Regions from separate parts of the Homo sapiens genome. Here region 2 is linked to region 1. Evidence: chromatin loops called from intact Hi-C (ENCODE). Cell type or tissue: sigmoid colon. All regions are shown on one strand. Links, peaks and the distances in the headings refer to the core of each region. The heading gives the core; the rest is flanking DNA. Region 1 has its middle 410 kb from the start of ADAMTSL1. Region 2 has its middle 340 kb from the start of ADAMTSL1.

Evidence for each region. Hi-C counts contacts between places; a loop is a spot of excess contacts. Peaks named below come from ENCODE experiments on the same cell type or tissue, not always from the same donor. Only the 100,000 strongest peaks of a DNase experiment are listed, where the experiment ranks them.
Region 2: a loop joins it to region 1, with 3.0 times the contacts of the local background. A loop is called at or near these places in 3 of 110 quality-filtered maps.

The regions. Positions count from the first base shown.
Region 1 is chr9:18,065,114-18,070,504 of GRCh38, forward strand. It overlaps a transcript of ADAMTSL1 not described here. Among named protein-coding and RNA genes, the nearest start is that of ADAMTSL1, 410 kb to the right of the region's middle. In sigmoid colon, for the core only: no CTCF peak of the experiment used is centred there; a DNase peak (open chromatin) is centred at 2,578; H3K27me3 peaks cover 415 bases.
Region 2 is chr9:18,134,429-18,139,819 of GRCh38, forward strand. It overlaps a transcript of ADAMTSL1 not described here. Among named protein-coding and RNA genes, the nearest start is that of ADAMTSL1, 340 kb to the right of the region's middle. In sigmoid colon, for the core only: no CTCF peak of the experiment used is centred there; no DNase peak of the experiment used is centred there.

The sequences.
Region 1 (5,391 bases), core at 313-5,312:
GCTGGGAAAGTAAATTTGTAGAAAACTTTTTTCATGTTTAACTCCAAAACATGAAACCTGGCTCTATATACCACACTGATTCACATCTTACCCAGAGGGACAGATTCACATCTCTGTTGGGATGTACATGCAAGGATTTCCTGTACACAGAGATGGAATAAGCTATTGTGTTGGCTGGCAATTTCTAGTCACAGAGTAAGGAGACTGCATGTCTTTAAGGATTTAGGTTTTCATCTTTAATAAGTGTGGATTAACTCATGGTGTTTCATTACTCTCTTCTCAAAGTTCAATCATTTGCATGCCCTCTTTATAATTGTTTCCATTTTTATGTACCATTATAATTTTGAACTATGTCATTAAATCTGCTTACTTTGTAATTCAGTTAACTTAAAAGTGAACTTTATATCACCACCATAAGTGAAAAGTAGTGCCACAGGTCGTAGATGAAAAGTAATTGGAAAAATAAACACAGGGGTAATAAAATGACGTCTTTAAATTCTAGCTATGTTTTGTTGTCTGCCCAAGTCTCTGTGCTTAAGGTTAGTTTGTTCTTTGTTAAATGGGAGATTCTTAAGTGTTAGAAAGGGCCAGGCGCGGTGGCTCACGCCTGTAATCCCAGCACTTTGGGAGGCCGAGGCGGGTGGATCACCTGAAGGCAGGAGTTCGAGACCAGCCTGGCCAACATGGCAAAACCCTGTCTCTATTAAAAATACAAAAATTAGCTGGGCATGGTGGCAAGTGCCTGTAATCCCAGCTATTCAGGAGGCTGAGGCAGGAGAATCACTTGAACCTGGGAGGCGGAGGTTGCAGTGAGCCGAGATCGCCCCCACTGCACTCCAGCTTCAGCTTGGGACAGAGCGAGACTCCATCTCAAAAAAAAAAAAAAAAAAAAAAAAAAAAAGAATGGCACCACCACAATGACCAGTTCTCCCTTATTTAATCAGAATGATTGAAAGAAATGGCAAAAGAAATAAGCTTATGACAAGGTGATGTTATTTAATATAGTGTCACTATGTTCTTTCAAATAATCTTGCATAAATCCCGAAAACAATTTGAGTATTCTTAAAATCCTAAGTACCGTCAGTGATAAAGCATCCCAAGTCTTGGGAAATGCTGCTGTATAATAAAGATTTTGACACAGAAACTGAAGCACCAATAATAGAAGTATTATAATAAATTGCTCATATTTCTGGGATGCTAGCATCACCAGGGTAACTAGTGTTCAGTTACATAGAGAAAGATAGTTACAAATGTTTATATAAGACATAGGAGGTAGGGTTATTTATATCTAATTAACTTTAAGTTGACTTAAAAGTATCTAAAATATTCTTTATTATTTTATGCATCCATCCCTTTTGAAAATACATATTTATATAATGTGTACCTATATATACAGAAAGCAAGTGATTATTAGATGACTAGCTCTTTACTAAAATATTGTTTTTATATTTTTAGGTAATTAAAAATTGCTATTCTCATTTAGGTATGTTGTTGAAATATTTTGTTGTTGTTTATTCCCTTAATTTAAACAGCAATTCTAGGTGAAATTTAAACAGAATTTTATGACTATGAGATCCTAATCAAAATAGCAGTGGGTTCAGTGAACAAGCTGTTAGATCAACCCAAATGTCCAACAATGATAGACTGGATTAAGAAAATGTGGCACATATACACCATGGAATACTATGCAGCCATAAAAAATGATGAGTTCATGTCCTTTGGAGAGACATAGATGAAAGTGGAAATCATCATTCTCAGTAAACTATTGCGAGAACAAAAAACCAAACACCGCATATTCTCACTCATAGGTGGGAATTGAACAATGAGAACACATGGACACAGGAAGGGGAACATCACACTCTGGGGACTGTTGTGGGGTGGGGGGAGAGAGGAGGGATAGCATTAGGAGATATACCTAATGCTAAATGACGAGTTAATGGGTGCATCACACCAGCATGGCACATGTACACATATGTAACTAACCTGCACATTGTGCACATGTACCCTAAAACTTAAAGTATAATAAAAAAAAATGCAAGTGGTTAAGGGTTAGCCTGACTCTTTAGATTCCAATCCCAGCTCTACTATTTACTAGCCATGTAAATTTCATCAAGTTATTTAATCTTTTTGTGCTAACTTTCTCGTTGTTAAGGTCACAATAGAAATGATGATGCCTACTTTATTTGTTTTACTTACTTAAAGAGTTAATATGTATAATGCATGGAACAATACCTGGCATGCAGTGAAAATTCAAAAACATTAGCAGATACTCCTCTTCCTCCACCTCCTCTTCCTCATTCTAGAGGGCCTTTTGCCATATTATGAGATGAGAAATATGAAAGCATAAAATGCCACATACCACATTGAAACCATAATCATTGTGCTCTTACTGTGTTTAGTGAGTTTAAGTAGTGGGCAATTTAGATTACAAAACTTTCCTGATTTTGAGAATTACAGTCATGTTAATTCATATTCCAGTTTTCTTGAGGCCATTACCTAATATGAAGAGATATTATTCACAGTCAGGATGGAGGGGCGGTGAAATACTCAGCACAGAGAGCTGTCGGCAGCACTAAGCTTTACAACAGCAGCCGGGCCTAGGAACTTGGAGAGTCTTGTCTGGAGGCGGTGATTAAAAGCTTGTAAAATAAGATCTATGGAGGAAGGCTAAAGAAATTTGGATTGTTTACCCTGGAGAAGAGAAGACTTAAGGGTGATTTAATGCTGTTATTGAAGCATAAGAGGGTTCTTTTCTAGAGCCTCCTGGTAAGCTCCTCTGTAGCTCTCCTGAGATTCAAACAGGAGGGGGTGGGCTGACAGTGAGCACAGAGGATTTAGAGTAGGTAAGAAAAGCTTTCGACAGGATAATTTTTTTAAAAACAAAACAATTTGAAAGGGAGACTGTGGAAGTTAGGTTTCTGGAAGTTGTTAGTAATAATAATAGCCATCTGAAGTGGTTTGGTCTGGTCCTGCCCGGAGGCATAGTGATGGGGTGTATTGGCCAAAAACGTACTTCCTGTGAATCAGTAAAGGGCTGGCCCACCCCACCCTTAGAAATGGACTGTTTATTAAGATAGCAGCTCTTCCCATCAGTGAGAGTGTAAGTGCAGTTGGCCCTCCATATCTGTATGTTATACATCTCTGGATTCAACCAACCATGGATCACAAATAAAGTCAAAAAGAAAAACAACTAAAAATAACAATACAACAATAAAAATAATACAAATTAAAACAATACAGTGTATCAACTATTTACATAGCATTTACCTTGAATTAGGTATTATAAGTAATCTACAGATCATTTAATGTTTACAAGAAGGTCTGTGTAGGCCATATGCAAATACTAGACCATTTTATATAAGGAACTTAAACATGTATGGATTTTGCTATTCTCTGGGGTTCTAGAACCAATCCTCCATGGATACCAATGAACAAATGCACCTCAAAATGGTAAACCCCACAAGGAAAGGCTTCAACCCAGGGTTCCTAAAGGGAAACGCAAACCAAGCAGAGGTTCTCAGCTGGAGCCATGACTGACTATGTGTCCCCCTGGATGCTTCTGGAAGTTTTTAATGTTGTGAATCTAGAAATTTTAATATATTTAACAAGTTTTCACTGAAAGCACTCTATGTGGCAATAGCAGTGCTAAGTTCTAAGGTTATAAAAGCAAGTAAGATACATCTTTGCATTCAAGAAGCTCACATTCTGACAGCCTAAGGCAGCATGTGAAAGATCAATTACAGAGTGGTATAGTGCTATACAGCACTTTACTCTGGGACCTAGAAGAGGTTACCTAACTTGGCCTTGTAAGTCAGGAGAGTTTCCAGTGGAGGTGGTCCTTGAGGTAAAGGTATAAAGATAAATAGGAGTTTACCAGATGGATTTAAAAACAAAACAACAGAACAGCATGTGTAAAGACAGGAAGATACAAGGAAGAATGGATGGTTACATTAGCTAAGTGTGTGTCTAAAACAGGTCTATCATTACGTGACTCACTGCTGACATGTAAGCTATCTGGCAGCTGAAATACGGTGTCTGAATTAGGATGTGCTTTAAGTGTAACATACACACCATATCTCAAAGACTTAGTATAAAAAAGAATATGTTTCATTTTTAACTTATGACATGTTGAAATGATAATTTCAATATATCGAGTTGAAGAAAATATACAACTTATTCCACCTATTTTAGTTTACTTTTTTCTAATGCAGTTACTGGAAACATTTAAATTATATATGTGGCTCACATTTTACTCACAATAAGAAGGACATATTACACTGCAACGTATTATATACATACATACATACATACACATATATGGAAAATGCAAACACTGAAACAAAAGGTTCATAAGTTTACCATTATGCTTTGCAGCACACTCTGATATTGCCTATTCTATTCTATTTCATATTGTTTTAATGCTGGTTACAACCCATTAACTTGATTTCAAAGCCCACTTATGGGTCAAAATTTATAGTTTAAAACATATTAACATGTGATTTCACTCCTAATCTGGGCTTTATTCTTTAGCTGCTGAAGTGTTTATTTATTTTGACAATACTGTGATCTGATTGGATTTATCTTTAGACCCTGTCAATACATGGAGGGTGGATTGAGTAGAAGTGAGGTTATGATAGAATGAAGCCATAGTGTTGAAACTGCTATAGTAGTCCATGAGAAAGATCAGGAGGTCTCTAAACTATGGTAATGGCATTGGTGGTGCAGAGAAAAGAATCAATTAAAAGTTGATGAAGACAAAGGGAATGCTATTTAGAACATATATTATGGGATTTGGTGAGAGATTGGATGTGGGAGGTGGAAACATTGGAGCCTATAGTTGAATCTTTGGTTTCAGAACTTGTCATGGGGAGATTAGGAATTCAGGTTTAGACATATTGAGTGGAAATGTCTGCATGAGATCTAGAGTAGACCAGTGAGTAAACTCGTCAGTCTTAAGCTTAGATGTGAGGCTACAGGTCTATATGAGATAATCCAGTGAGTAAGTGTGGACTGAAAACAGACTAGGTAAGAGGACTGAATTCTAAGAAACACAAGCATTCAAAGAACCAGAATAACCATAAAAAGGACTGGATAGGAGAGCACCGTCTAGTGAAGCTGAGGGAGGAAAACATGTCCTGAAGGAGTGGATAGCCAGTCCTTCCACAGAGGAGCCAGTGCTGGGAAACCCATCTGACTTGGTCGACATAGCTAAGAGCAGGAGTTGCTTCAGAGAGGGATGGCAGGCAAATGTGGCTGGCTGGAAAATTAACAGAACGAGAAGAAATAGGGATGATAGACTCTTATACAGTTTTTCAAGAATTTTGCCTGGGGACGGAATGTGAAATTGAAGAAATGAGAGAGAGAGGTAGGGAATAGGAATGTATGAGTAAA
Region 2 (5,391 bases), core at 325-5,324, 69 kb after region 1:
GAATGGGAGTAGAGACTGACTTAGCTACAAGAAAGAAGCCCTAAGAGTATAACGTCCCTAAGGATTCTGTAAAAAGTGCAGTTATATAATTTGTTGAGATGAGTTAAGTGGTAATCATCCTGATGTTTGACATTTACAAATTCTTCCCATAGTACTAGACATTTAACTGAAGCACACATTTGACACTGAAGAAGTACTGTTCTATGTAATGTACTCAAAACTTGCCAGTGGGTGTGGTGGTTCTTTCTTTAAAGTAAACAGCCTTAGATTTACTAAAGTCATTATCGAATATAGGGAGATGAATTCACTGGAGAAGTGAAACCCAAGCATCTGAAATGATATTTTGATCTTTAAAGTAGGAAACAGAATGGCAGGGTTTGTTGTGGAGACAGACTCTTCCTTTAGCACAGACAATAAGGACATCAGCCAATTCTGAAGACTTGTTGGGGACTGCCAGGAAGGCTAACCATGCCACCATCACAACTTCAATAACTGTAAGGGAGTCAGTGTCATTAGAAAATTGCACTGATATTTCATCTGGGTAATTACACTGGTCTCTTCACTTAGAAAAACACGGGATCAGACAAGGGAATCAATACTGCCATTGCCTTTTCTTTTCTCATTGTTGATAATACCTGGTTTTCACCTGGGGCACAATCTATCTCTGTTTCTTATCTGACTGAGATATTTCAGTATTTGTAATTATAAACATCTGACTTAGAACTGGCCTGCATGTATAACTCCATATGTGGAATCTGCTCTAGTTAAGTAAAAAACATAAAACGCTGCAGTTAGGAAATAGTCACAATTGAATTCTTTTAACTGAGGGCTCCATACGTACTATGCATTCATATCAAGTTTTCAAGGATAAACTTAAACACAAAAACAGTGTTCATTAATAAGATTAATGAACTATGAGGAAAGCAACTCTTTGGGAATATAAGTCCAGAGGCTCAAAATGTAAAATGCTTAAAAAAATATATTTTCTGTGAATTGTATTGCTGAAAGGAAGGAGGGCATATTTTACTAGCCACAAGGTGGACAGTTACCACATCCAGTTGTTTAACACATCAGAAATGTAGGACTGCCAGGCATAGTGGTGCATGCCTGTAGTCCCAGATACTCAGGAGGCTGAGATGGGAGAACTGCTGAGCCCAGGAGTTTGAGGCCAGCCTAGGCAATGTAGCAAACCCTGCTTTAAAAAAAATACAGAGTTTTCTTTTATATATTAATATATAGGCATGTGTGTATACCATATGCATGTATATCACATGTATATCTATCATATGTGTATGTATCCTATATGTATACCTTGTATATACACATATACACACACCACCTAAGATGCCTCTGAGGATTGCTCTGTGGATATGAGGTGCTGTCTTCCTGAGGAGAAGCCAATTTCTCCATCACAGCTTACACTGATGCAGTGCCTTCCATGCAACAGGTACTATACCAAAGGCTTTATATGGCATACCCCTCACTCAATCCTCACAAACAGTCCTCTGAGAAATATAGACTTTCTCTCATTTAAGATGAGGAATCCAAGGCACAGATTAGTTCATTTATTTGCTCAGGATCATGTAACTCTGATGTACACAGCCAGGATTCAAACCCTCTTACTCTGTAACCCATGCCTCGCACTGCCTCCCTCAGTCACATAATACTGATGTGGAAAAAGGCAGTAAGAGCATTTACAAGGCTCCGTAAGTGAAGTAAGTTGCATAGTGGTTCCCAAACCTGGCTGCACATCAGAATCATTTGGGAAGCTTATTAAAAAATAAATATTTCCAAAGAATACCTTTAGAGAGTCTAATTAAGAACGTCAGAGGTGTGCATTGGGATTCATTTTCATAATTGCTCCCAGATGATTTCAATGCAGGCAATCAGCTGCCACTTGGAAACCACTGGATTAGACAGTAAATGTAAGCAAATTGCATTTAAGCAAGAGTGGCCTATATTCTCTAAAATCCCTGTAGTCATGGTATGTAGGTGTTAGGGCTATAATATTAACACGAAAAACAGTCCCTGACGTTGTAGGATGTTAGGAGAGATAACTGTGTAAACAGGTACAGAATGCAAGGGTGAAGTGCTTTAGTAGAGTAGGAAAGAGAATCACACCGCTATGGCACAGGAGAGAAAAGGGCTAGCTCTGTTTGTGGAAGTCAACTTGGGCTTCACAGAGAGGATAAGATTTATGTGGAACATTAAATTGTGTCTACAAACAAAAAAGAGAAGGAATGGCATTCCAAACAGAAAAGGCTGTGAGATCAAAAGCTGTGAAGTAGGAAAATAGACAGATATTTGGGCAGCAGCTGGGGTTGCAGTGTGGTTAGCCTTGTGTACTGTGGCAAGGAGTAAGACCTTATTGCTGGTAACCAGCAACCATTGGCATATTTAAGCAAGGCAGTACAGGACAAAGGCTGCCTTTTAAAACAGTCACAGAGGCTAATGTGTGAGGATGACTTAAAGAAGGCAAAATTGTAAGGAGGGTCAACAATGGGGAGGCCAAGCCATAGTTAAGGTGAAACAGGACAAGGCCTGAACTCTGAGGCAGGGTGTCTGAGTATCATGGGAAGGGAAGGGAAAGAGTTGAAGCAAGACATTTGAGAGATTATCAGCAGAAAATGATGACAGATCAGATGAGGGTGGACAGTTGTGAAAGATGAGGGCATACAGTCAGGGATGAAATCGGAATTTCTGGACTGGTCCATGCAATGATAGTAGCCCAGGTTTCTGAGGGAAAATCTGTTGTTGCTGGAGATTCTCAGTCTAGTCTTAGATTTTCTTTCTATTTATTGGCAGATTTTCTTTCATTTTAAATAGAAAATAAATTAACATAAGTTTGAAAACAGATGAAAATATAAATGACTTTATTTTTGAAAGAATTATAATACATATCATAGAAAGAAGTGTTTCTTTATCGTTGTATTCAGGCTAAACTGGGACTGGCTGAAGCCTTGAGCCTTCAATATTCATCTTTGGAAAACACATGGGGGTCTTCCAATCATTTAAAAAAATTCTAACAGACTAACATTGCAAGTCCAGGCTCCATTAGTCTCAGTGGTTAAACTTAAATCTCTTAACATGTAAGTCCTTCTGTAGTTGCTGTCCAGTAATAAAGTGGGTGATGGAATTTTTAAGAAAACACTTTATGGCTCTGCAATAGACGAATTTTTCCACTGGGATTTATATAACGACTTCGGAGAAAACTAAAACAATGTATAAAATAAAACCCTGTGGAAGAAAAAATAATTATAAAGAATTCCCACCTGAAATGATGGAATGCCTACAGTTGTAGAATTCTGTATTTTGTTTCACTATCTGTTTAATAATTAAAGGCCCTTTTAGTAGCCAAAAGTTCCACTTTAAAACACTGTATTCTAGGGTGCTAAGAATTTGGTGCAGAGCAGTAACTTTTTCCAAGTGTGGCAAGAGAAACATTCAAAAGAGAGGCATCTTTGACCTAAGACTCACTCAAGTAAATCTTGCTAGGGAGAGTTATTCTTATTGTTAGGTGAAGGATCTCAAGCTAGGGACCACCTAGTGGACAGCCGGACCAACTCTCCAGAAGCCCTGAGATGCATAACCTTTGGCACTGTGTTTTGAAATACTGTAGAGCAGGGTTTGATTCCCTGCTATGCCACTTGCTGGCCGCATGTTCTTCAGCAAGTAACTTAAACCTCCTGAGACTCGTTTCCTCCTCTGTAAGGGAGGGGTGATGGAACTCACCTCATGGGAGTATGGCGAAAAGTAAGTATTAAATGAGGCAATATGTGTTCAAATTGCTCTGTAAATGGAAAGGAATATGTATTATAATTATTATACTTTTAGAATTTTCTTAAAACCAAACTGTGTTTCAGGTTTTAAACCAGATATACATACATATCTTGCATGTGTTTTTTCTAGATAGATATCTCCCCAATTATCTCTTTTATACCCATGTATCCAGCAGCTAAGGATTTTAAGGCAGAGTATGCTACTTTTAGGGAGTAACGAACTTGAGGAGGCTGTAGGTTTGCAAACCTGCAAATTTGCTGAATTTTTGAAAATTCATTTGCATTTGAATTTATACTCCAGCTTCATAGTACACAAAGCAGCTGGTGTGCGGCCATGGCTACTAGTGCTGGGCATTGTTTCTTCTGTGATGTTCCTCCTGTGGAACACTGACTTTGAAAACACGTTTTCGTAGTGTGACTGTTCTAAATTTACCTTGATGATAAAGGAAACACTATAGAGACACAGTAAGCGAGTTCTAGGAGTCCCAGAGATCAAAAGGAAAAAAAGGAGGGTGAGGTTATGCTTTCTGCAGCATCCTCACGAACTCCTGCTGGAGCACCAGCATTCCAGTGAGATTATTTAGCTTCAAGTAGATCTTGTCTCGGGTGGTTGAAATGTCAAGACCAAGATCTAACGCTCTGCCTCAAGTGGATTGCACCATAGCCATAAGCCTCTTGCATGCCCTCATGAGTTTAAAGAGTGCATAGTTGACTGTGTGTATGAGTGTGAATATGTGTGTGTATGAGGAAGACTGATAATCTGGAGACGTGGATTTTACTTGTGTCTGCCACTAAGGAACCTTGCAGGAGATTACCTCACCTGTTTTAATTTCATTTCTCTTGCCTAGATGATAAAGGGTAGAATGAGATGCTCTCTTAAGATGTCTTCCTGTAACATCTTATGGTTTTTTGACTGATTGACTGATTGATTCAGCAAACCTTGAACCTTATGGAATTGTGATTCTAAATGCAGTGTTGAAATGGCAATCTTTCGTCAATGTAGTTTCTGTGTTCTGTATTCATGAGGCATATGTTGTTCCCTAAGTCAGTGTTAGATTTCCTCCTTTCACTCCCAAGGCAGAGGAGGGCACATGGCAGCATATTTACCTGATTCTACAAGGTCTCCTACACCTTGAAGTAGAACCGATGACATTACTTGTCAGCAGATTTAACAGCAACAAGAGTGTCTTCATTTGTGATGAATGAAAGCTTCCCAAAGTGGGTGAGAGAGAACAGAGTCAAAGGAAGGGGTGCCAACTTCCTTCTTTTGCATTCCACCTTCTGTTAACCATCCTATTCTGATAACCCCTGAGAAAATCCACAGAAGAGTTTTAATACCTCTAGATGGGAATCCTTCCAAGGAAGTGAGTTCCATCCAACTTTTAGGTATCCAAGAAATCATGAATTAATAGCTACTGAATATATGCCATGCTACATATACAAAATAACCCATATAGCTATCCTATGTGACTGCTATGTAGGTTATATTTTAACCTTATAAACTGCAGAAGTAAGACAAGATATAGACATGAGATCACAATTTTTTTCCCACTCATATTGGTCCACTTAAGCTTGAATTTTGAATTTTACATTAGAAAATTTCAAATATATA